Linked DNA regions of Homo sapiens: all the other regions are linked to region 1. Evidence: read pairs that join two places in POLR2A ChIA-PET (ENCODE). Cell type or tissue: Panc1. All regions are shown on one strand. Links, peaks and the distances in the headings refer to the core of each region. The heading gives the core; the rest is flanking DNA. Region 1 overlaps AFF3 (ALF transcription elongation factor 3). Region 2 overlaps AFF3 (ALF transcription elongation factor 3). Region 3 overlaps AFF3 (ALF transcription elongation factor 3).

Region 1 (8,000 bases), core at 1-8,000:
ATCACAGATAGTATTTTACCTCATTAGTTCATTCATTTGACACACAGTTATTGGGCCTTTATGGTATGCTAGGCATTTTTAGGTGCCAAGGATATAGCAATAAACAAGACAGACACAGCCCTTAGTTTGTTAAGGAAGCAGGCAATAAGTCAGCAAATGAATAAGATAATTGCAGACAGTGCTAAGTGATATGAAGAATCTGTAAGTCTACAAAGAATGGAGAGTGACTGTAGAGTGGTCGGGAACTTTAAGCATGGTCAAGGAAGGAACAGGAAGGAGGCAAAGATATGCCCCCAACTCCTCGCTCAACTCCCAGAGATGAGAGGTGCCTCTTGGCTCCAGCTCTGCAGCCACTTCTGCTCAAAAGGTACGCTGCGTTGCTTTCTTTATTCCTTTGTTAAACCTGGCACCAGCAAAACAGGCACCTCAACACCTATAAATGGTTAGGAATAGATGGGCATGCAAGCTTTTCTCCTCTACTGATTTTACTGGGCATAATAGTAGGCTTTTTGATATACTTGATCTGATCAGAAATAAACCCGAAAACAACACATGATACCTGTAATTGTTTTCCCTGGTTTACCTTGTGTCATTTCTAAGGCTTAGATTCCCATGACCCCCAGCTGTTCTCCACTGAGTGCTCACTGTAGAGAAAGTTGCTCTTCTTTTTCTTCCTGTTCTCTAGACGCACTTACCTCTCTAACTCTGGTCTACGCCTCCTTATCAAGGCACAGATGCAGCTAAAAAGCATTCCACCTGCTCCCTAGCAAAGGACTTCTTTGTTAAGCTTTGACATAAGGAGGGAAAACAGAGACCTCAGGACTTCTACTGTGTTGACATTGTTTTAAGCAAGGTGGGAAAAGAGAACAGATAAGCAAGTCGTTCTACTGGCTCCACTTTCCCACCACCTAAGTCAATTCAGAGTATTTCCCGAACATTTTTTACCCATAGATTCAGATTACCCCTAAGACAGATGGTTATGGTTTATTCCGTTTTGTGCACACAGGGGTAAAAGTCACTTAAAATTGGACTCAAATTACTTCAAAGTTTGATACCTGCCAATCACCATTTCATCTTGGGTATACAAAACCATACTGCATAAGCTCCAATTGCCTGATTCTAATTTTCAATGTTTTCCCCTTTTTAGGTAAATACCATCTTCAGTTTTTTTTTCCTTTTTTTTTTAATGAGCAGTTTAATGGAAAATAATTGCTCCAGGTACAGGTCTTCTAGGCACATTTTGTCTCTGCAGCTATTGTTTTAATTAGTGGGCCTGCTTGTTCGCTGTCCCTTTGTTGTGGCCCGCTCTGGGGCAGGGGTGCCCGGGGAGGGTTCCTCTTGTGGAACGCAGGCGTTAATGAGCCATTTCAGTAATAAGAGTCCTGCCTTGAGCCAGAAGTCAGAGCACCCAAGACACCCCAAGCAGCAGAAATGCTCATGAATTTCTGAAACTGCCTTTCTAATTTGCATTTAAACATAACTTCCAAAGAACAATTTCACCTGTGATTTTCTGAGCTGGAAAGGTAAGGGACTTTAGATGTTGAATATGTACAAATTATGTTAATATAACGGAGGTAAATGAAAGTCAAATGCATTGTCATGTAAAATGTAGACGTCTTTTCTAAATGTCTATTTTCTACCAAGGCTTGTTTTATTTTCCCCCTAAGTGAAATGTGATAATTTTTTTTAATTAAGTGAATCTCTATAATAATTCCTATTTGATTGAAACTGATTATTCCTCATTTTCCTGTAACCTAGACTTCGGAAACCTCAGCAAGAGGAGGCTTAGTTGGTGCCTGGTGACTTCCTACAATGGATTGAAACCAATCTAATTTAACACCTGTGTGCTCATCAATAAGTGTACTCAAGCACAAAAGTGAGCACAGTGTTGAGCGATTCTGACACTGACTGCATGACAACCACAGACTCTGTATCCAAACACTCGCAGACAAGAAGCTAATTGCAGTGATGAAAGGCACACCACTAAAAGCATGAGTAATCGCTGCAGTGATGCACAGATAACCCTCTCTCCTTTACTACCAGGGTGCTGCGGCATTTATCTCAAACCTGTCTCTACCCAATCTGACAACCTTTTGTCTCTCTGACCAATGGAAAATGGAAATGATTTTTCACTACTGTTCCCGCAGCAGTGAAGGGTCTCTTCTGAGTGTGGAGATTTAGTTCAACAGTTGAGTATAAAACAAATGCAAAAGCTGACATTTGTCATCCATGGCAGAAATAAAAGGCTAATTAATGAGATCTGTTGGAGTCCCTTCTCCCAGTGCACCCACTGGTGCCCATGGAGAATGCACACTGCCTTCCCAAATTGTGACACGTGTGACAAACTCTACCAGAGTGAATGATGGTCTGGGAAAGGTATGGCAGTGCAGCTCCGTGGCATGGTGAAAGGAAGAAAACATCATCAGGTTTCAATTCAAGGCAGTGGTAGTTAATAATGGACTTCCTGAAACCTGTAGCTCAATCACTAAGGGAATATTAAGATTTTCCACTTGAAATAACCAGGATTATGTGGGCCATCCTAGAAGCCTGCTGAACTGGAATGCATTCATACCCTGGTAATCATATTAACTTACTGTTAGGCCAAGGTCAACTTGATTTTGTGTTTCACCAAAGCTCACTGGGTCTTTTCTCTTGACAGCCATTGGGCAAGTGAGGGATACACGGTTGACTTGAAGCTGGAATCCACCCAGACCCAATGAATCACTGACCTCTCATTTTTAACCCTAATGAATTGGGGTAGAATTAGATATTTTGAATTATCATACAAAGCAGAGTAAACCCAACAATCTATCAAAATTATCTAACTATCTAGACTGAACAATTTTACTTGGAAAGGATATACCTGCTTATGAAATACTAATGATGACAGCAAGAAAGTCTGATTTCAAATCTATGGGTGCCAACATTCTATGTATGGTCATGGAAATACATATGTAAACTTGATACACTGACAAGTCATTTCCTATGACATTTTGCCAATCAAAATAAAGTAAAATGAAGAAAATTGTTTAGAAAATCTGGATCTTGTTTCCTTAAGGTGTATGTAGGAGGAAGCAGTAGGAGGCAGGAGGCATTTTCATTTTTATTTTACTGCACCAGTGTTTGGAGCTCAGCAGCTGAGATGGGGTGAGTAACACATGAGCTTTGATGAGCAATTGTGGACACAGCCCTTTTTGCCAACATCTCACTCATTACCTTTTCCCTCCACTTTTTTTTTTTTTTTTTTTTGCCAAACCACCCTACTAGATTATAACAGTCTGCATCAAGAAACATTTCATTTAATTCTGGAAAGGCACAGCCATGGAAATAGAAGATTAAAATGAAAAAAAAAAAAAAGAAAAAAGAAAAAGAGAAAACCCACACAAAAAAAATGAAACTAAGAGATTCTGAAAGCAGCATTTCCTAATTAAGAAGGCCCAAGAAGGTGACAGATGTACCCAGGTCCCCACAACCAGCCAGTGGCAGAACCACCAGAAGAGCTCATTTTCCTAGTGCCTGCCCAGGTTTTTTCTACAATGCTCACAGCATTGCAAGGAGGAGTTAACGCCAATTCTTATTCAAAATTAAATTCTATTAGATATTAAGGATTTCTGGTGGGAATACTTCAGAAATGAAAAAGTATTTTCAATTTAAATTAAATTAAATTTCCAATTAAGTCACAGAGAACTGTACTTCAACAGGAATCTCTTTTACTCTACCCCTTTACAAAAGAAATATTTCACTTTTTTTCTTTCTGGTCATCAATTAAGAGTTTTATGTAAAATGTGTCACTTTCATCTCTGATTAAAACGCATCCTATTTTAGGTTTTGAGATTAGAAGCTGAGGCCCAAGGACTCAATGAAATTGTATGGCATCGTTCCCGCAGATATACATACATATGCTCCTAGGAAAAAGGTTCGTAGCATTTATCAGATTTTCAACTGGATCTATAACTCTTCCAAAAGATTAATAAGTTCTGTTCCAGATAGAGCTGAGGTTTTGGCAAAGGTAAGGAATCCTTACTAAAGAATCTTGTTTCTCTCAATAGCCCCTAAATCTCTTCAACTCACATAATTGCTTTTAAATTCACAAAGGAAATCCACAAGGCCTACAAGGAAAAGCAAATTCCAGCCCCCACTAAAACGGGAATGGACAGCAACTGATTAATTCTGCAGTAATGAAAATTTAATATAAAACCTTTAATTTCATTTCAGGTAGCCTGAACTTCAGATTGGACATTTTCAGTAGAAAACCCATTTCTTTTTGTTCCTGTTTTTTTTTTTTTTTCCTAAAAAAGGCTTATATTTACTTGATTTGAATTTTGCTAGCATGCTTTTTCTTCTGAATTCAAGTGACTAGAACTGAAATTATTCCACCTGGGGAGAAGAGACAGCTGAAAGCCAATTTAGTATTGGTTTTCAAATACATGAAGGGTACTCAGAGAGAGGATGATTGCCAAAGAAAATGGTCTTTGAACCATAGAAAGAATCTGAGCTTGCTCTAAAGTTAAATTTCCTGACTTACAGAGTTTATGACATTAAACTGAGAGACCAAGGGATCCTTTTTGGAGACTTCAAAAATAGGATAGATCCTTAAATGCCTGAGATGGCTTGGATGTGGCTTTGTCTGAAGTCAGGAGGATAAATCTTACCACTGATGGTCCCTTCAGGCGTGTGAATCTATGGGTTTGACTGGCATGTCAGAAGCTAGAATGCCAGCCCAGGACATCTAGAGAGTCATCTCTCCAATGCTGGGTAGCAGTCTATCAATCGCTCTCACTGCCTCAACATCTCTCAGCTCGCCTCCACCACCATAGGGAACCCAAGGCCTGCTCCTGTCTGAGGCTGATTTCCAACGTGGCAGAGAACTCTGCTCCCTCACTGTACCACAGCCTCCACCAATCCCTCGGAGAGCCTAAGTTTTTGAGAAAAACAAAAAGAAGTCTCATCTGTGGTAGTAGAAATTGTGTGAATGCCAATTTTTTTTAAAAATCAGTATTTAACTTTGTAGCACTCCTTTTTCCTTCTTGAGGAAAGCTAATAGCCCAGCTCTGCTTCCAAAACAAACGTCTCTAAGATTGGACCAGTCTTTGCTTTTCTTTTTGCTGGACAACCTTGTCCCAACTTAGAAATGGAGGAGATATCCATAGCCTTAGACCTTCAGATTGGGCTCAAGAGCCTTTGTGTGGACCCAAAAGGGGAACCCTAGGGGACACACAAGGAGCTGGAAGTTCAACTCCCCCTTCATCTCACCTGTTGTGGCCTTACAGGCTTAGAAGTGCAGAGTTCTTCAGGGATCCTGGAAAACCTCTGGTCAAACCTCATCTGCAATGCATGCCCCTTAGTCAAAGCTCCCAGTATTTGCCCAGCTCCTGCTGGAGCTCCTCCAGAAAGAACTCCATACTCACAATCAGCCCATCCCAACACTGTCCTGCTCTAAGGAGGAGAAGAGCTCAGCTGAAACCTGCCTCTTCCTCTTGTCCTTACATGTCCACTCCACACTAGTCTGTAAAACTCCTGAAGATCTAAATGCAGAGAACGTTCACCTGGGCAGTAAAGTTCAAAGAGAGCTGTACCATCTGCTGCCTCTGAGGTTCAGGAGGAGAATTCCTATTAGGTTAATGCCATTTCCCCTTTTAAAATGAAACAAAATCATCTGAAAAGCATGTCTGAACATGCTTTATAAGTTAAGACTGCTCACAGAACTCTGACTCCCAGGAACTACAAATCTAAATAGGATAAACATGTTTATATGTGAGTGCCTGTTGTAAAGCTAAAAACCCAGCAGATACCAAAAGATGCTAATAAGCTCAATATGGAAAAATTACTTAGAAAAGGTTTATGTTATGGTCTTAACATTGCCAATGCCTAAATTATTTATTGGTCAATAAAAAAACCCAATGCATCAATAAGAGTAATATTAAAGTGGAAGTTATTAGCAACTTCTAAGACAGGCCCAGCAGCTGACATGACAAATACAAAAGCTGGACACCATCGGGATAACGGGAACATCATTCTCCCCCCAGACAAACCCAAGGTGCCACGTGTGTGCATGGCATGGCAGGGAAGAGATGAACAACCACTATAATCTCACTATCTGTGTCCCCACAAAATTCTCATGTTGAATATCATAACCCCCAAGGTGATGATATCAAGAAGAGGGGCCTTTGGAAGGTGACTAGATCATAAGGGCAGAGCCAGTTGAGAATGGTGCCCTTATAAAAGAGACCCCAGAGAACTGCCTTACCCTCCCACCACGTGAGGATACAGCAATAAGATGTTATCTATGCGGGCAGGCCCTCACCAGATAACGAATCTGCCACCACCTTGATCTTGGACTTCTCTGCCTCTAGAATGAGAGAAATAAATGTTTATTGTTTACACATCACACATACTCAGTGTATGGTATTTTTGTTACAGCAGCCCACATAAACTAAGACAGCAACTAACAGGATCAAAGGCAGGTGGTGGAAGGACTGACTACATGGGCTCTTCAACTGAAGAGATCAACGCAATGATCTCTTCAATAGAATAGTCTGTTGAAGATCTGGAAGTATATAAATAGGGCATATTGTATTAATAGATATATTTGCTTGCCTCCCTAGTATCCTCAAAAGATGAGGACCGGGACTAAGTTGTTCTTGTATCGTGCAAAGACCCTGCAGTGTGTTATATACAGTGTGGGTTTACAGCAAAGATTTATACTGAACTCCACTGCTTTTTTTCCCAAGGGAAAAATCAGTGCCTAAGAACTAGCTCATCTTAGTGAGAGGCAGCCTGTGAGATGGGCTCTTGAAGAAAAGGGGTAAGAAGGCTGATCCAAAGCTCAGAACAGCTATGGCTCTGAGGCTGAGAATATTTAGATTCAAGGAGAAGTCTCATAAACCATGAGAAAGGACTATTCAGATTCCATGAAAAGGAGAATAAACAGCTCCCCATCTTTAGAAATTTTTTTAAATTCTTTATCTCTTTTTTTTTTTTAAGTTAGAAACAGGCAGGCTGGAGTGCAGTGGTATAATCACAGTTCACTGCAACCTTGAAATCCTGGTGTCAAGTGATCCTCCTGTTTCAGCCTTCTGAGTTGCTGGGATTACAGACATGCACCACCACGACCAGCTAATTTTTAAATTTTAACTTTTGTAGAGATGGGGTCTCTTTATGTTGGCCAGGCTGTCTCAAACTCCTGGCCTCAAGCAATTCCCCCTCTTGGGCCTCCCAAAGCACTGGGATTATAGGCATGAGCCACTGCACCCGGCCTATTCTGTTCTTTACCTTTTATTTTTAAAAAATCATTCCCTAGTTCTACTATCTCTATATTCAAAATCCTCTTTCCCACTATAAATCCACTATCTGAACTCCAAATATCACCAAGAACCAGAATTCCATAAAGTACAGGCAATGTAGATACGCAAACATGGCTCTGAGAATCTTACTGCCTGTATTTCTCACTCTCTATGGTTTTCAGCTACACCCCTCTTGCCATAATTGTGTGCCCTTAATTAAATCTAAGTTTCCAGCCATTTTTTTTAATGTGAAAACTCATAACAATGTCCTTGGGTTTATAGCACCACTATTGTCATAGCATGTTATTCAACCTCAGCTAGTGCTTGACTTAACAGAAAATTCTGAGTTTCATATTCATTGTAGTAACATCAGTTGTGGAAACAAATATTGTGCTATTTGCCTTTCCCCTGCTGTTCCTCGATCTCTTTTCAGCCTCAAAGGCTGTCTGGTACACTTGGTTCTTGTGCCAGGATGGAAGACACAAGATGAGTCCTCAGAGACGTGGTGTCAAGGAGTCCATGTTTTCTTTCCTCTAAGTGCAGACAGAATGACTCTCTGGAAGGAGCATACATGAGCTGGCAGTTAGAGACAGCACAGCTCAGAAACAACTGTGCTGGAGGGACATGAAGAAAGGCAATGATTTCTCTTTCCCAATATGTGGCAATTTTCAGATGTCAAAGGAATAACAGACAGATATACCCTATGAAAGGATTTGA
Region 2 (10,841 bases), core at 1,406-9,405, 430 kb before region 1:
TCTCCAAGGAAGATATAAAATGGCCAATAACTATATAAAAGGATGCTCAACATCCTTAGTATTAGGGAAATGCAAAGCAGAACTGCTATGCAATATTACGTCACACTTACTAGGATAGTTAGAATAAGAAAAGATGGACCATAACAAGTGTTGACAAGGACATGAAGAAATGGAAAATCCCGTTCCTCGTTGGTGGAAATATACAATGGTGCTGCTCCTGTGGAAAATGCATTGGCAGTTTCCCAAAAGGCTAAACATACAGGTAGCACGACCCAGCCATTCCACACCTAGGTATATACTGAAAAGAATTCAAAACATATCTTCACACAAATACTTGTGCTATGAATGTTCATACTGGCATTATTCATAGTAGCCAAAAGGTGGAAATAACCCAATGCCCATCAACTGATGAATAGATAAAAACAATGTGTTTCTCTCCATGCAAGGAGATATTCAGCTGTAAATAAAAATGAAGTGCTGATAACATGCTACAATATGGATGAACCTTGGAAACACTGTGCTAAGTGAAAGAAGTCAGACACAAAAGGAGACATATTGTATAATTCCACCTATATGAAATGTCCAGAATGGGCAAATCCACAGAGATGGAAACTAGATTCGTGGTTGCCAGGGATTGTGGGGAGGGGAGATTGGGGAATGACTGCTAATGGGTCCAGGGTTTCTATCTGGGGTGATAAAAATGTTGTGGAGGCTGGGTGCGGTGGCTCACACCTGTAATCCCAGTACTTTGGGTGGCCAAGGTGGTTGGATCATCTGAGTTCAGGGGTTCAAGACCAGCCTGGCCGACATGGTGAAATCCCATCTCTACTAAAAATACAAAAATTAGCCAGGAGTGATCGTGGGTGCCTGTAATCCCAGCTACTCGGGAGGCTAAGACAGGAGAATTGCTTGAACCCTGGGAGGCGGAGGTTGCAGTGAGCCAAGACCACACCACTGCACTCCAGACTGGGCAACAAAAGCGAAACTCCATCTCAAAAAAAAAAAAAAAAAAAAAGTTCTGGAATTAGACAGTGGTGATGGTTGCATAATCTTGTGAATACACTAAAAACCACTGGACTTTACACTGTAAAAGATACATTTTATGCTTTGTGAATTATATATCAATTTTTAAAAACGTAATGAGTCAACTTAAATATCCATCAATAGGGAATGTTAAATAAACCAAGATGAATTGTACTACAGAGATACTGAGCAGAGGTCCCAAGCAATGAGGTAGATCTTTCTGTACTGATACTGAACAATGTCCCAGATTTCCTACTAAATGATAAAAGCAAGTTTCAGAACACAAAACAGCATGTATAATGTGAATCTATTTGTGTTAAATACACACACATACACACACACACACAGACATGTAAATGAATATGGACAGATATATCTAATTGACAAGAGTGGGTGCTGTGGCTCACACCTGCAATCCCAGCACTTTGGGAAGCTGAGGCGGAGGATCACTTGCGGCCAGGAGCTCAAGACTAGTGTGGCTCTCTTTGGGGTGAACTGTATGGGGATAAAGGGGAACTCTTATCTATTTATATTGTATACTTTTTTTTAAGCAGCATTGTATTACTTGATTTAAAATAAATTTCAAAGAAGAAAAGGGGAAAGAAATGTAGTGAACTAAAAACGGCTTATGTTGGGGTTTAGCATTGAATATTTTAAATATTTGTCTGCTGGTTATTTGAATTATGTCACAAAGTAACAGCTTACATTTGCACACTGCTTTACAGTAAATAAAGCTTAGACATATTAAAAAAAAACATAAAAGCAAAAAACCCCCTTTAGCAAGAATATTCCAGGCTCTATTACAGGTTATTTCTTTTTCACTCTAACGTGACACTTACTTAACATTTCCTTCCAAGAGTATTCTCAGATTGGTGTGCCTTTACTTTTTCTTTTTTGAAACAGGGTCTTACTCTGTTGCCCAGGCTGGAGTGCAGTGGTGTGATAATAGCTCACTGCAGCCTTGAACTCCTGGGCTCAAGTGATCCTCCTACCTCAGCCTCCCTAGTAGAGTAGCTGGGACCACAGGGACGTGCCACCATGTCTGGCTAATTCTTGTATTTCTTTTCTTTTCTTTTTTTTTTTTTTTTGAGACAGAGTCTTGCTCTGTCACCAGGCTGGAGTGCAATGGCACGATCTCAGCTCACTGCAACCTCTGCCTCCCAGGTTCAAGCGATTCTCCTGCCTCAGCCTCCCAAGTAGCTGGACCTACAGGCATGCGCCACCACACCCGGCTAATTTTTTGTATTTTAGTAGAGATGGGGTTTTACCATGTTGGCCAAGATGGTCTCCATCTCCTCAACTCGTGATCTGCCTGCCTCGGCCTCCCAAAGTGTTGGGATTACAGGCGTGAGCCACCGCGCCCGGCCAATTTTTGTATTTCTTGTAGAGTCGGGGTTTCACCATATTCCCCATGCTAATCTTGAACTCCTAGGCTCAAGCAAGCTGCCTGCCTCAGCCTCCCAAAGGGCTGGGTTAACTGGCCTGAGCCACTGCCCCTGGCTGCTGCTCCTTTCTTTACAATGATGTTGCCCATTTTAGTAGGTCGGGTGGATTCATACTTTTGTAGGGGAAAAGGTAGTTTTTTTATGATTAGTTGATTATATTTAAGACAAAACGTAACACATGTGAAAGGACAACATTTTACTTGGAAAGAAGTTTAAGGAAGAGACACTAGGATGTTTTAGAGACAGAGTGATGTTGATTTCAAGGTTTATTGAGACATTAAAAAAGTAATTTCACTGATAAATTAATATTTCCCTTTAAATATAAAAGTGCTTATGCTTACGAATCCTTAAGGCTCGTTCTGTTACGGTACAGTAAGATGTTTCCCCATCCCAGGAACTGCACTGCGTGAGTTTCAGGTGAATTTATAGAAACAGCAAAATCTCCAAACAGTAAAGTAAGTGGTCAAAGACTCCATCATCTTTGCACTTGTAAATTTTAGACTCAGATAAAATACAAGATCCTTCTAGACAAATTCTTAATATTAGATGTGTTCTCCACTCCTTCCTAAGATTGTGCCAAAATAATTCACTATTAAATTATTCATGATTTGAATGTGGAGTTTTCTTTGCAATATGATAAATGCAACTGTGGTGACACGAGAGAGAGAGAGAGAGAGAAAGGGGGTTTAACGTTTGCACTGCCTCATGCAGATATGGGTAACCCCCAAAGTGAAGATTTTAGGTTCCGGGTGTGCAGATATCTTAAAAGCAGACTGGGAGATGGGATTCCTAAACAGGAATAAGAGATTTGGCCTGCTTAGGGGGAGGGATCCACTTAAACTTCCTAGGAAGACTTAAAAGGTCACTGTTTCAGCTGATATACTTTGCACCCTCACCGCAGATTGCAAATTATTTTTGCACAGTACTACACTAGAACTATGCGCAATGTCCTCATAGTTATGTGTAGATGTGCTTTTATGAAGAAAACAACATTTATTGTAGGTTTTTAGAATTTCTTTTTCTCTTTTTTTTTGAGACGGAGTCTCGCTCTGTTGCCCAGGCTGAAGTGCAGTGGCGTGATCTCGGCTCACTGCAACCTCCGCCTTCCGGGTTCAAGCAATTCTGTCTCAGCCTGGTTTTTAGAATTTCTAACTTCAGAAGAATCACAAGCTCATTGCAGAAAATTTGGAAAACAGAGACAAGCACAAAAGAAAACACCAGTCTTCCAAACAGTGAAATATTTTGATGCATGTACTTTCCAGTCTATTTATATGAATGCCTTAAAATAAATTTTTATCATATATAATGTTTTGGAGTAGAAAAAAACAATAAAGTTTCCCTGCAAGAAGTATTCACAGATTTTGAGAAGAAAGGCTGGAAGAAGTGATTCTTACTAAAGCCAATGGTCTTTAATGAATTGCTTGGATTAACTTTTTTTTTTTCCCACATACTCAGAGACACAGATAGGAGCCTGCAACTTTCTCAGCCGTAGTGTTTGTAATGTTGCTGCTTAACAGAGCCATTACAGCTACTTGGATTAAAATAGTGACTATCAACACAGATTCTGGACTTTCTCCACAATCACATCCAAATGCACTAACAAGAAGCCCCAAATGAATATCACATAACAAAATGAACTTGATCTACTTTAATAGAGAATAACTAGAAGAGATATGAAAATGGTATTGGACCTAATAAACGGCATTTTCATCAATGCTACAATGTGTACATTTTCACGACATAAATTACTATACAGAATTGTCCTACTTAAAATCCTCTTCAATTCTTGAAACCATCCTAAGATTGATGGCTGTAAGAAGATGAAGATCTTATAATTTGTTTTTGTGACTGCCAAAGCTGGATACCTGGAAAATTCTCGAGGGAGATAAGCTGGCTCCCAAGTTGCTGACAGCTTTCCCAAGACCAAAACGCAGAATTTGAAACGGTGTTTGATGTGACACACTAGGCCTTTGATATCAGAATACTGAAGCAGAGTTGCTAGCTCCATGAATAAACCTCCAAGATGACACACACAGCATAAAAAAATGGTGGAATTTTAAATTCCTTCACTGACTGGGGCAGAATTCATGCGAGGGACTTTAGATGTTTACAGAATTGTGTAAGCAAGAGACTATTACACTGTAACAGGAGTATCTGTTCCTTAGCACCCTGCCTGAGAAAGGGTGAAGTCCAAGTGTCCACCTGGTGTATTTCCTCCTGCTAATAAATATTGTGTTGCCAGGCTGGGTGCTGTGGCTCACACCTGTAATCCCAGCACTTTGGGAGGCAGAGGCGGGCAGATCACCTGAGGTCAGGAGTTCGAGACCAGCCTGGCCAACATGGTGAAACCCCATCTCTACTAAAAATACAAAAATTAGCCGGATGTGGTGGCAGGCGCCTGTAATCCCAGCTACTTGGGAGGCTGAGGCAGGAGAATTGCTTGAACCCGGGAGGGGGAGGTTGCAGTGAGCTGAGATTGTGCAACTGCACCCTAGCCTGAGTGACAGAATGAGGTTCTCAAAAAAAAAAATTTTTTTTTTTGTTGCCACTCTAGAAGTTTTTAGCCAACTACTTGGAATTTGCTTGCACTGGGCAAGGTCTCGTGCACCTGTGAAAACAACATTAGTATTAAGTTAGGCATAAATCAGGCTGAACCTTTCATCATCTCCAGCCATGGTTCCTTTTATTTTTTTTATTTTTTATTTTTTTAACTGGAGAAAGGTTAGGAAAGGGATTTCCAGTGAATATGAAAAGAAGGGACTCTTCAGTATGTCATGATTACTTTGGTTAAGCTCAAAGCACTGATTTACTGATGCAAGGCAGACACACTGGCCCTGTGCCTAAAAAATGTAACAGCTAAAAATTTCAATCCACCATTTAGGGCTTTGACCCTAGTGGTATGCAACATCCAGATCATTAGTTGGATTTCTAGTCTTTGTCTGCATGTTTGGGGCTAGAATGTCCAGTCATTGGGCATCACAAAGATCAATGAGATCATATGTTGATTTTCCTCTCTACTGGTACAGCCACTAAAGTTTTTCCTACAATTAAATAGTTATGTTGATGCAACCACCTAACCTCCTAGAGGAAAAAAAAAACATCCATTTTCTCAAGAGAGGTTTCCTCTTTCTTTCCCGAAGCTCATGCATGACATACCTAAGTCCCTTATGACAGATCTCCTTTCTCAGAGACGAACCTCCCTGAGCAGCTGTCCTCCACCTCCTACCCCCACCCCCTAACAAAAATTACCATCAGAGGCACAAGATCCACATGAAGAGAACTCACCATGGGGGCACAGGAAGCCTGACTGTGCCACAGGTCTCTGGTGACGCTTGTAGCATGATGTGCAGTGCACACGCTGTTTTCTCATGGAAGATGGCAGCCATTGGAAGCTTGGACTCCATGTTGCTTCTTCCCCTTCCCATCTGGATAGCCCCTGCTTTTTTTTCCTTTTTTTTTTTTTGGGATGGAGTTTTGCTCTTGTTGCCCAGGTTGGAGTGCAGTGGCACAATTTCAGCTCACTGCAACCTCTGCCTCCTGAGTTCAAGAGATTCTTCCACCTCAGCCTCCCAAGTAGCTGGGATTACAGGTGCCCACCACCACGCTTGGCTAATTTTTTGCATTTTTAGTAGAGACAGGGTTTCATCATGTTGGCCAGGCTGGTCTCAGACTCCTGACCTCAGGTGATCCGCCTGTCTCGGCATTCCAAAGTGCAGGGATTACAGGCATGAGCCACAGTGCCCGGCCCCTCTGATTTCTTAAAACTAGGGTGTGATGATGAGGAGGAGGATGGGGCGTACCACCCACAGTGGGGTATTAGGTAGCCCTGCTGCCCTGCCCGCCTTGGTCTGTTAGAACTCTGCCTGCAGCCAGGAAGGACTCAAAGTGGTAGCCACACAGGTGAAGGAGCTCCCTCACTGGTGTCTTCCCTGGCTGGTCCTGTCTCTCTCCCATCTCATGGGGGTGGGTATGGCTACCCTGCTGTCATCCTCTTGGTCTGCTAGATCCTAGTCCAATCTAGACCCTAGGAGAAAATTCCATCTCCCACATTGTACATGTCTGCACCTTGGTGCCTGCAGACATAATATACTTCCTTTGCCTCTGTTCCTACAGTAATGTTTAAAACCCTGTCAAGTGTGACACCTGGGTATCTCAAAAAGCTTGCCCAGATCTGTCGCTCAGTAAGGTGATTGACATGTTAAGTTACACCTCACATAGAGAAAACTGAGGCACAGAGAAGAGCTTTATTCAAAGACCCGGTGCAGCAGGACAACGGAAGAGGGTGCTTGGGCACTCCAGTTACTGTTCCAACTGCGTGGCCCCAACATGAGTGCATTCTTACACTGGAGCTCCATTTCCTTAAAGCCTCCACTGTTGCTAACAACTGTTCTATTAATAGTAAGGAGTCAAGAAATGAAATCCGACTTATAGAACTTACAAGGAAAAACTCTAAAGGAACAAAAGATCAACCCAGCCCACAGAGGAGGACGTGTGTGTGTGTGTGTGTGTGAAGCCCTGGGAACTTCAAGGGATTAATAATCAGTTTGCAAATTACTCAAAAGTGTCAATGCTGCTATGTCACCATTTAAAGAGGCCTCAGAGATGGCTGGTGATGCTATGGAAGTGTCTGTAAGTAAAGATCCATGTGACACATGCTTAGAATTACAGACATCTCAGCTACATGGCCATCCTTTGGGCTTTGTGATCACTCATGCTACAGATGAAGGTAAGATGGGAGACTCCAAGAATGTTCTTTGAAAAGTCAGATACCCTTGGCTCCTGTGGATGGAATGCTGCTTAGTGAAGTAGTGCACATTCCTCACTGCTGAGTATTTTCTTTTTGCTCCTATGGGCATCTAGAAATAAAGGGATCTTGAATACTGGGGAAAATTCAGTTTTGTTTTATGGAAAATTGAAAAAGCAACGATAAGGAAACTAGAACATTGATATTATTTTAATTACCCAACAGCACTCTAAAAATCCTAAACATTGGTGCTATGTTATATCATGTCTAGATCCAAGTATTTCTGGATGAGCTTTCCTATTTTAAAAATGGGTAAAAAAAACAAAACAAAACAAAACCCAAGTCCCTGATTCAGCTTTTCAGGCTACATCAATACCCCTGGTGCTTCAACACAAATGCTGACCCTTGTACTGACTGGCAATTAGTGCCCTGAATTCAACCCTCAGATCAATGTCTATAAAATTGGCTGTAAGAGGTGGATTTTCAAAGTAACACACAGAGATTTAATCCCTTGATTCCCATTACTGTGAGTAAGAGCTGTGAACCTAAATCCCCTTGCAGCCAACACAAAATTTACCCCCTGCTGCCTCGGAGTGCCAATTAAAATAATAAAAACCAAAACCGTGGGCAGATGTAATTAGTTTGAGAACGGAGTTTATAATTTTCCTCATGCCAAGCAAACAAGTTAACCCCTTTGGTGACATATACAGAATAATCTGGACAAAGGGAACACAAATCTCAAGTCTGAACATTTCTTGTGCTATTTGCCAGGAAGTTGTAATATTGAAAAACTGTGCTCTTCTGAGAATGGGAAAATGAGGACATAAACTCTGGTTCCAAATGGTTGGAAGTGCAGTTTATGTGGTCAGGTTGTTTTTCCCCTTTCATTAAAAAAACTTTCAAGATTCCACTTGATCCGGGTTTCTTCGAAAATGTATTACTTTTTACAAATATAATTCTTATAGGGACAGACTTCAGCTGTGTAGCAGGCAAAGCTACAGAAGAGAACGTTCTTGAAAGACTGCTGGGTGTTTCTTAGCACAAACCACCTCTGAAAGAGTATCAAGCTCAGTGGTTGGTGAAGCAAAGCCAAGTTCCTGTCCCACCCATCTCTGGGATGAGGAGTTCTCCATGGTGACCCTGAGTCAGGCTTCTTCTGCACCCCTCTGCCTGGTTAATGAGGACTCAACTGAACTGCCCATCTGCAAACAAACCCTTTCTGCATTTTTCTCTCTAGACACGAGTGAGTTATGTCAGATGGTATAATGGGAAAAAGACAAAGGATATTTGAATCTAAGGACATGGGCTGGATCAGGTGAAGGGATGGTTTTGCTTTTGTTGCTGTTTCTGCTTCTTTAGTTTGGGGAGGAGGATAAGGAAAAGGGTTGGAGATAAGACTAAAAATGAAGTTAACAAACTTACCCTCCCACATAGGGGATGCTTCATGTCAAGCCACTGGTCTAATGCCTCCGTCTTCTTTAGTTCAAAATTATCTTATTTTACTCAACCAAATATTGCAAACATGATTCCACCATGTTGGTTTCAGTTGTGTGCAGTTCCCTGACTGCACACAAGTCAGGGAACTAACTTGTGACACTAAAGAATGACAAGCAAAGCGGCATCCCAGGGCTACTGGTTGAACAGGAACCCTGTGGCCATTGAGATGACCTTCTCAAGCTTCCTGTTGAGCCTTCACTGGGACACTGGGAGCGTGCATGTGCATACGTGCATGCATGTGCGCGCGTGTGTGCGTATGTGTATGTATCAGGAAATAGCAAAGACAAATAGTAAACTATAGTTATAATGAAGAAAAACATACTTCTTTTCCATGAAAAATGTCAGACTTCATACTGATAATCTGTGGGAGCTACATTTAAGCCATTTATGAAACAAAAAGATTGCTTTTCGAGATTATAAACTGGGAGCCAGAACAACTGACTTGAACGTATTTTGATTCTCAAGTTTCCGTGTAAAAATATTCACAGAAATTGGTGGATGTCTTTTACGTACAACTCAACTTCTCTCATTTACAACATAAATCATTTAATGTAACATTTGCAACCTTAGAAAGGCAGACATGTTTAATCCAAGTCCGTTTATAAATTCCAATTTCACATGGATTAAAAACTGCAGATAAATTAAGTCACAATAATATCCTGTACATGCATTAAGGCTGGTGACTGCTAAAGTCTCTTGGGAATCTACAAATAGGAAATCACACGCAGATTACTGGGTCTGAAGAGTGTCTACATTGTTAAAAAAATCTTGCTTTTTTTTTTTTTTGGTGATGCAGATTTCAACAGTAACTCTGGAAAACTGTGAAAAATGTTATTTAAAAATATATATGTATATGCTACTGCACAGTTTCAAAGATGTGATTCATAAATAATGTTGGCTGCACTGATTAATTTTATAACAATTACTGCACTTCCAAGTTGATGCGAACACGCAGTGACTCATACTCAATATTAGGCACTAGTAATATCCTTCAGGCGTACTACAGTTTTATGTTAGCTGTATTGTACATATATATTTTTAAATGTATGCATTTATACAAACTGTGTATATTATGTATGGGGTGTCAGAAATGTACACATCACTGTTATATAATACACACATCATTGTTGTACATATGAGGATAAGTTTTAGTGCAGAAAGTCTCATTGCATTGCATTCCATGTGTTCAATCTAGTACACAATTTGTCAACTCTTCAGATTATTTTTCCAGTACATTCCTCATTAGATTGTGGGTTTCAAGTTTCCATTTGCAATTTGAATGTTTCCAGAAATCTCTGTCTTAACCAAACCTCTCTCTCCAGGCACGATTCTGCACATGAGTCTGATCTGTGTAGAGTAGTATCATCAAAAATGCCAAATTTTGATCAGGAATATACCTGGACTACTCTCTTTCAAAGGCAATTGAACATCGTGATAAAGGATAGCATCTATTCAGGTCATGGAAGGATATGGTCAGTTGAACTTGTGTTGAACTTTGGAGGCAAATGTACGTCTTCAAATAAAAAGACATGGTAATAAAAATTATTTGCTTAAATTTGAGAGTCTCTGGAAGGATATACATCAAACTGTGAGCAGTGGTTGTCTCAGGCAGAAGGGACAACCAGGGACTTACACTTTCTACTTTCTACATTTCTGCACTGTTTGAGTTTTTACAATGAGTAGATATTACTTTTCTAATTAGAAAACACAAGAAAGGTATTTCAACTTGAAACAAAACTAAACAGGCCAGGCATGGTGGCTCATGCACTTTGGGAGGCCGAGGCCAAAGGATCGCTTGAGCCCAGGAGTTTGAGACCAGCCTGGGCAACATAGTGAGACCCCCATCTCTACAAAAAAAATAAAGAAAAAATTAGCCGGGTGTGGTGGCACGTGCCTATCTTCCCAGCTGCTTGGGAGGCTGAGGCAGGAGGATTGCTTGAGCCCAGGAGTTTGAGGCTGCAGGGAGCCATGATCGCGCCACCGCATTCCAGCTTGGGCTACAGAGCCAGACCCGGTCTCAAAACCAACCAAACCAACAACAACAGCAGTAACAACAAAACTAAGTAAAAGGAACAAGTTATGAATGACTTTCACAAGCAACAATTGGAGGATGGTTACTAACCAAAATCACC
Region 3 (8,000 bases), core at 1-8,000, 96 kb before region 1:
TCTAGTGCCTCCGCACCCTCATGCCAAAATACTTTCTCTTGGCTCACGAAGCTCTAGTAACATGGATCTTCCCTCAGTTTCCCTAAAATATAAAGACTTCTCCTACCCCAAGTCCTCTGCACATGCTGTTTCTCAACCTGGAACGTATTTCCTCCAGCTTTTCAGCTCTCTAAGTCATCCACAGGCTCTCATTCATATTGAAAGGTTTTAAGAAGGAAAATTGCTTAAAGTCGAGTTGGATTTTATAGTGGCAAAAGAGTAGAAACTGAATTGGAGTGTTGCTGGACATAAGGGCAGGTTGGTAGAGTGGGTGGAGGCTACTAACGCTGAGGGAGAGAGGAAGATAAGAAGGTCTAACCTAACAACATTTCCAGGACAGTGAGGAATACACAGATTCTTGGGAAATTCCTGTCTCCCACCATTCTTGGGAAACATTCCTTAAGGACAATCATGGGAATCAGCTGGACATGGTAGCCAGCATGGAAATGCTGAAGATGCCCTCTCAGTTTCTGGGTTGGATGAATGACTCGTCAAACAGTGAAGCCACTGAGAAGTGGGATTGAGGGGGAGATGTAATCGGTATGAAGGGCAGGAGGAAGATGATGAGCTCAGTTTGGGGCATGCATTTGGGATGCCAGGGGGCCTTCAGGTACAGATGTCTACCACCTGCTGTGATGGGGACTTGGGAAAATGCTAACAATTGGAATCACCACTATGAGAAATGAGACTGAAAGTGATTAGAAGCATGAAGAAAGAGGCTGTGAGGCCCATGGGTGGTGAAAGCCATTACAACTGATGGCAGCATAGACAGGGAACCTCCTTTATGACGAGACTGTCACTGGCACTTTATTAAAGACCATCATTCTATAGTCAGAAGTTCAGACCATGTTCACAAAACACATGAAGCCAGGATGATTATTTTTGGAATGCAATGAAAAGATTAAATGAAAACATAAAACTATTTTATGAGCATAATATACTACTTTGTTTAGAAAAATATATACTGCTTGTTTGTTACTAGTATGAAGGTTGCTAAATAGAGACTAGACACTATCTAGACTCTAGGTGTTAATTTTTTTCCATTCCAAAACAAAGTAATTCACAAAAACGTGCACTATTCATTCATGCAATAAGTATTACTAAGTCCCACTGTGGGCCAGATGCTATTCTAGGTGCTGGAGAGAGAGTAGTAAGAAGTACTGAAGGCACTAAAAAAATGCATGTTGGATGAACACATCAAATCAAATCACTCTATTATTACATCACACCCTCAACACTGCTCCCCAGTTCCACAGACATGATACTATCAGTCAGCTTACCTTGATTAGTAATCATTAAATGTTGCAGAAACACCTAACAGTTAAGTCCTATGTTGAAAAAAAATAGACATCCAATAAAATGCAAATTTGTGGTAAGCAGTAGGAGAAAACAAGAAGCGGAAAGAGGAAGGTTGCCTAACCTCGATGGCAATATTCTCTAGGTCATCCGTGAGCTTTGAGTTGTGAAGAAAAATCCAGGCAGGTCAATTTGACCTTGGAACAGAATTCTTTTGGTTGAATGTTAAGTGGCTAAATTACAACTTTGGGGAGAAACAGTTCTTGCAATGGAACGCTCTTCCCTGCCTGATTAGACTTAATCAGACTTTTTTGTACTTTAGGGTCAGGGAAAATTTTCAACCTGTAATCATGTACTTATTGGGACACACTAAGAGTTCATGATGGATTTTTAAACACCCAGAGCCTTCCAAATTAACTCAAAGTCTCATGATTTCTCCCTTTAATATGTTACTTTATAACAAGTAGATTTTAATAAAAATTAAGGGAAAAAAATTTCAGGTTTCTGCCAGGAGGCACTGACTTGTATTTCTTCCAAGTCTCATGCTCTCTGGGGGTATGCATCTACTGAATTCATAAAATAAAAACATAGTAAATGGTAAATGTAAATGTAAGAAGAGGTAAGACATTTCCATCAATTCCCTAAGAAAACTATCACCAAACTCTTGATTTGGAAATAATGAAGTCTCCCAAGTAAAAGTAAAAGGAGGGTTGGCTAGGGGATTCCCAATGCCTGCCAACAAAACCTGGTTTAGACTTTCTGTTTTAGAGCATTCTGGCCAATAAACTTCACAGAGATTTAAACAATAGCCCTTTGGATTCACTTTGGATTCCTTAAGTCCATGGACTGTCTTTCAAATATCTAAATGAAACTAGACAGAAGTTAGAAAAAAAACAACTAGATAACCCTAAGGCCACAAAATTAGGTAACTTCAGAGAGAAGATGTCAGAATTTTTTTATGTGCATCAAGTCTATACTCATGGGCAGCCCAGGAATCTGCGGGTAAGAAGCACTGAAGTGATAACTCATAGGGTTGAAAAAAATTCCGGAGCTGATCACGGTGAAGGAAACATAAAGCACGCAGTTCTAAAACTGTTTTCCAGATTGTATTCTTTAACAAAGATACCTATTATTTATGCTTTTGAAAAAAGTCAGTGACGTCCCTACACAGTTCATAATGAGTTCTGCAGATTCATGGAATTCCTTTCTTGAAATCATTTCCTTTCCCTGAACTTCTATGTTTATACCATCCATAGTATCACATCCATCTTCCAGCTTATTTAAATTCTGACTGTGAACAGGGACCATGTTTGTATCTTCTGGGCTGTGCTCATCAACTTCCTAGTAGCTCCATAAACGTGTATAACAACAATATTAATAATATTAATGAAGCACTACATTAAAAACTACAGCGTGTGTATCAGTATTTCTTCTATTTCCTTGAGGTACAGCAAGCAACCTTTGTAGAATTTCTCTATCACCTCGTGGGTAGGAGAATGAAAAGAGTTTCTCTGTCAAGATGATTTGGAGCTTTTGGATAGTTTGCTCCAAGTCAACAGGGTATAAAAGAATGGTCCTTATACTCTTGTGTATTTTGCCAAAGGCAGCAAAATAAATTAGTCATCATTTCACACGTGGCCAAGTTCACAAACCATCACATCTTGCCAACGTGCCCAAGGACCATATCTGTGCTCTGCGACCTAAATACAGAAACCCTAGTCTTAATGTCCACCACTTTCTTGAGTATTTTATGTCCTTTTTGATTACTATTAATGTCCATGGGAACAGATAAAGTAGCTACAAACTCTTTTAACAGGTATGAGTATCAGCTATCACTGTAACTTTCATTAAAATATAAAAACAGTTAAAAACCAAACAGAGCATCACTTTTTAATATTATCTAAAATAACAATAAAGGTGGTCAGATGGTTACGTGTTCATTTAATTGCTAATGAAGCCAGACCAATAAGTCAAAGCTGGATTCCCTGTAGAATATCGATTTGAAGTATTAGCAGCAAGGATCGTTTGGTAAGACAGATTTAAAATAGGAGTAAAGATTTTACTTTCCAAGGATTCATCTTTGAATTCTTGTGGGTGGTTGTTTTATTTCCAGCCTGCTAAAAACCATAATATCACCTGAAGCAAGCAGGCATGAGCCTGGAACGGGAGTGAAATGACAACGAAACATTTGTACATGTTATTAAAGCTAATGAAGCAAGACACGCACTGCCTGGTTTTGTGTCACGCGCCCCTGGAGAGCCCAACTGTGTTCTGGGGCTGGCTGTGGCATCTCCCCAGGATATGGCTCACCCTGAGGCCTCTGATTCAGCGGCAGAGCTGTTTTTCCCCTCGGGAAAGACCAAACAGACACCTGACCTTTTATAAAACCTCTAGGATGAATCACAAGTAAAGTTCTTTGGCATTCTGAGGTGGTGGGTGGAAATCAAGGCTTGACAGGCGGCCATGGGATGGGCAGCGTGGGCTGGCGCTATGGGCTATGCCATAGCGTGGAGAATCCCTCACACTAGGACCCCTGGCCTGCATGTCATCTGGCATCCAGAACTCCCACTCAATTTCCAAAAGGTGCTACCCACCCTGGAAAAAAATCTAGCCCACTGAGTAGCTGGGAAAATCCACAGCCAGGGAGACAGATGGCTCAGGAAGAAGCAATCTGGAATAATAGTGAGGGTGTGGGAGTTGGAGTGTAGGCTGGGCAAGGAGATCAGAGAGGAAAGAACGGGCATCTGTATGTGGCGACAGATGACGGAGTGCTGTTTGGGACGAGCAGTTGGAGGAGGCAAAGGAAATGGAAGTAATGTACTTATGCATAAGGGCTGTATCATAATTAGGAAAATTCCCCTTCTGTCTACCCCGCAAGTCCCACTTGGTTCAGATGGGGGCAGACAGCAGAGAGCACTTACTTCACGGAGGAAGCAGAGGCTACCCGCTATTCCAACAGGCTTTCTATTTCTGATAGAAACAAATCCAAACTGAGCTAATTTGTGTACAGCTGCAGGCAATATAAACACGGCTATTTAGAATTCTTTATAGAGTATAGGCCTTTGTACTCTATACTTCATGGAAGTTAATAAGTAGGTGTCAAACTCTGAATTAAAATTCCCAGAAGAGGACACAGCACAAAGGACAATAAAAATGATTTTTAAATAATCATAGGGATAAATAGCATCCACTTCTGACAAATGTAAGTGCTGGCATAAAATGTTATTAGGCTACAGAGATTGTCTTTTGTTCAGGAAGTATATTTTATTCTCCTGCCTCATCATTCATCATCCTAATGAGCCCTCAAAATGTAAATTAAATAGCAAAGACGGATTCATTTGAAAAGCATCTTTTCAAAAAAAAAAAAAAAGCTAGGTGTTAAACCATTTTTTCTACTTTTATTCTATATATTGTTTCATTTTTTCATTGAAAAAAAGCCCTCAGTACTTGAACACTTTATGGGGTAAGTTCATGCAATTCATATTTTCAGTAAACAGTTCATTCATTCTCCAGTACTATGGGATTGGTGATTTGAAAAGAAAAAAAAAATCGCATTTTAAAATGGTATGCCCTGTAAATGATGTTTGATCCGGAAAATCTGAGAAACCTGTGCACGCATTCACTTTTTTGTTTTATTCAGAAGTGATTTGGTCCAGGGAAACCCTCAATGGAAAAGGATTAGTGAAAATTTCAAACAGCTTTAGTTTACTGAACTGAATGCATTAATGGCTAAGCAAACACCAGTTCAACCATTAATGATAAAAGAAGAAGGTCATGAGCCAAATTAGTTGCAATTTCTTGTTATGTATTGATAAGAACATTACCCGTTCCTATGATGAATAGAGAAATCAGGGTTTTGTACTTGACCTGAATTTATGCATGAGCACACACAACAGAAGTGACTGAACAGCTCTGCTGGGGAGGCACCCAGGAAAAACACGCTGGGAAAGGAAAATAGCAGCAAATCATGTCTCATTTTGGCATGATTGGTCCTCATTTGCCTGTCTCTCTCTCTCTCTCTCTGTCTCTCTCTCTCTCCCCCTCACTCTCCCCACCCTCTCTCACTGCAACCCATAAATCATTCTTCGCATTCTTTGGCTGTTCCTGCTTATGTGAGAGAGCTCAGCTCCCAGCTCTCTGTGGGTGAACATATATAAAATGAAGACACAAGTAACTGCACTGTTGAGGTTTGCCTGATGTCCAGGGAACAGCCATTAATCTGCACAAGGGGGTTTCAAAAGCCCCACTCTGCCGAATAAATTATCGTTAACCAATCTAGGCATTCTAAAGACACTATATTTTTATGAGGTCAAATGTTGCAGAAATATCCCAGAGGGAGGGTAGAAACTATCCAGCTGTGAAAGAAGCTAGTGACAGCACTGCACAGAAGCCTGGGGGGTCCTGCAGTGGCTACAGACCGGCTGCAGCCCTGGCTGAAGCACATCCTCAGTCTGCCTGGTTCATGAGGACTGCTGCATTTGGGAAGCACTCATCCCTCACAGCAGTGCCCAATGCAGGCTCACCTCTAGAGAAGGGGCATCTCTCTTGGAAGGTCTGGCTGATGAAAGAGCATATCATGACAGACAGGAGCTCATGGTAAAGCCTGCATAATCCACTGGCCATCCTGTTCCAGTTTACTTACTCAGTTATTTTTAATGGAGAATTTTCTTTTTAATGTGACAGAACTGAACTCAATGCAAGGCTCAAGGCTGTCGTCATGACAGTTGCCCACATAAAGAAACTGTAGTCTGGGCCCAAGGCATGGCCCTAGCAATTTCCCAGTAATGCACATTTTGACGGGCACATCAATTGGTTTATGATGTAAGAACAACACTAATTAGTGAGGAAGAAGCCAATGTCCTGTGTTGATAGGGCCCGGTGCAGTTTAAGTGATGAAGTGAACGTTACTTCTAACAAAGGAAAACAAGGTATTATTCTGCACAGATATTTAACTCTGAAGAAGTGTTGAACAATGATAGATGTATTTTAAAGTGGAATTGAAGCTTCATCCACAGTTTAGGAAGAGAACTGGCTAGGATATCAATAAATTGTTTTATATTTGACCCCAGGCAGGAAAAACAACATGCAACCCAGGGAAGGGATGGTGCCTTGCTGTGAAATATGTGCATTTTAACCTTTGCAATATGTTAATAATTAATATGAATTCACACCAATACGATATCTTCATAAAAACACAGAACTCTCATGTATAAAACCTTTCAAGTATAAAAGAAATAAGCTACCCCCTAAAGGTTTTCTGAAAAAAATTCCCATTAAAGAAGGTTCTCACAGTCTGAATGTAGAGACTTTTAACCAGACCTAAAATTCTTGCGAATAAGCCCCATGCTATATGACTGACAGCACCATTAAAAACGCTAAAAAATAAAATACACGCTTCATTAGTCTCCCAGCTGAACTCAGAATCTCTGGCCCAGAATAAATCTTAGCCTTTAAGAATAAATTCTCTTCTGAATTAACATCTCAGAGTCATTAATCTTTGGAGTGACCCTTCAATTTCATTTGGAGAACTACTACATTCCTCAAAGGTCTTTTTTCTTTTGGCAAGCCATGATTTCATGGAGAGAAGGAAAATAACATGATCTTTCTTTTATCATTTCCTCATTCTCGCCCTCAGGGTGGCTTCTCTTCCCTTCCCAACTGAAACATCCTAAATCTAAAATCAACAGAGAGCCTTCTACTGAGTCAGCAAGGAACTAAAATTTAACTTTAGGGATACGTGAAAATAAAAACAAGACTAGGCAGAATTATTATTATACATTTCAGGAAGAAAGGAAGCATTATCGTGAACACAATTTTACCAAATTAAAAATGGTACAGACTTTATTCTCTATTTCAGGGGCCTTGTTTATTAAGCAGACAGAACTCTGCTTGATTATTCCATGAAGTCGCCAACCATTAATCATGCACATTTGTTTAACAGGTCAAATGAAGAGAGGAAATTTGTGTGCAGTCACGGCAAATACTGCCTCATTTTACCCACTGTGATACTAAAGGTACAGACATCATGTTGTAACTACATTAGGAGAGATTGGTCCATAAAGTAATTTGATTATAATTCCTTCTTGAGCAGACAACTATTTTTGAAAAGCAAATAACTATTTATTTTTTGATTATTTATTTTTAACTGATAAAAAGTATACGTATTTATGGGGTTACGATGTGGTGTTCTGATAGATTTATACATTATGGAATGATTAAATCAAGCTATTTAACACATCCATCACCTCACGTACTTTCGTTGTACGGCTTGAACATTTAAAATCTGCTTAGCAATTTTGATATATACATTGCTATTAACTATAGTTACCACGCTTATTTGCTTATGTATGTATGTATTTATTTTTGAGACAGACTCTCACCCTGTCTCCCAGGCTGGAGTGCAGTGGCATGATCTCGGCTCACTGCAACCTCTGCCTATGGGGTTCAAGAGATTCTCCTGCCCCAGCCTCCCCAGTAGCTGGGACTACAGGCACATAACACCACACCTGGCTAATTTTTGTATTTTTTTTTTGGTAGAGATGGGGTTTCACCATGTTGGCCAGGCTAGTCTCAAACTCCTGGCCTCAAGTGATCTGCCAGCCTTGGCCTCCCAAAGTGCTGGAATTACAGGCATGAGCCACTGCACCCGGCCTGCTTATTAATCA

Evidence for each region. Peaks named below come from ENCODE experiments on the same cell type or tissue, not always from the same donor. Only the 100,000 strongest peaks of a DNase experiment are listed, where the experiment ranks them.
Region 2: POLR2A ChIA-PET joins it to region 1 with 10 read pairs; 2 of 35 experiments call an interaction of 5 or more read pairs at or near these places.
Region 3: POLR2A ChIA-PET joins it to region 1 with 12 read pairs; 6 of 35 experiments call an interaction of 5 or more read pairs at or near these places.

The regions. Positions count from the first base shown.
Region 1 is chr2:99,972,526-99,980,525 of GRCh38, forward strand. The region is part of intron 7 of AFF3 (ALF transcription elongation factor 3); the gene reads right to left. Among named protein-coding and RNA genes, the nearest start is that of AFF3, 170 kb to the right of the region's middle. In Panc1, for the core only: no CTCF peak of the experiment used is centred there; a DNase peak (open chromatin) is centred at 3,086; H3K27me3 peaks cover 783 bases.
Region 2 is chr2:99,538,015-99,548,855 of GRCh38, forward strand. AFF3 (ALF transcription elongation factor 3) reads right to left here. Exons shown (of 25, transcript NM_001386135.1): 25 at 7,405-10,841. Among named protein-coding and RNA genes, the nearest start is that of REV1, 53 kb to the left of the region's middle. In Panc1, for the core only: no CTCF peak of the experiment used is centred there; no DNase peak of the experiment used is centred there; H3K27me3 peaks cover 3,240 bases.
Region 3 is chr2:99,876,717-99,884,716 of GRCh38, forward strand. The region is part of intron 7 of AFF3 (ALF transcription elongation factor 3); the gene reads right to left. Among named protein-coding and RNA genes, the nearest start is that of AFF3, 260 kb to the right of the region's middle. In Panc1, for the core only: no CTCF peak of the experiment used is centred there; DNase peaks (open chromatin) are centred at 2,955, 3,635, 4,075, 5,465 and 2 weaker places; H3K4me3 peaks cover 879 bases.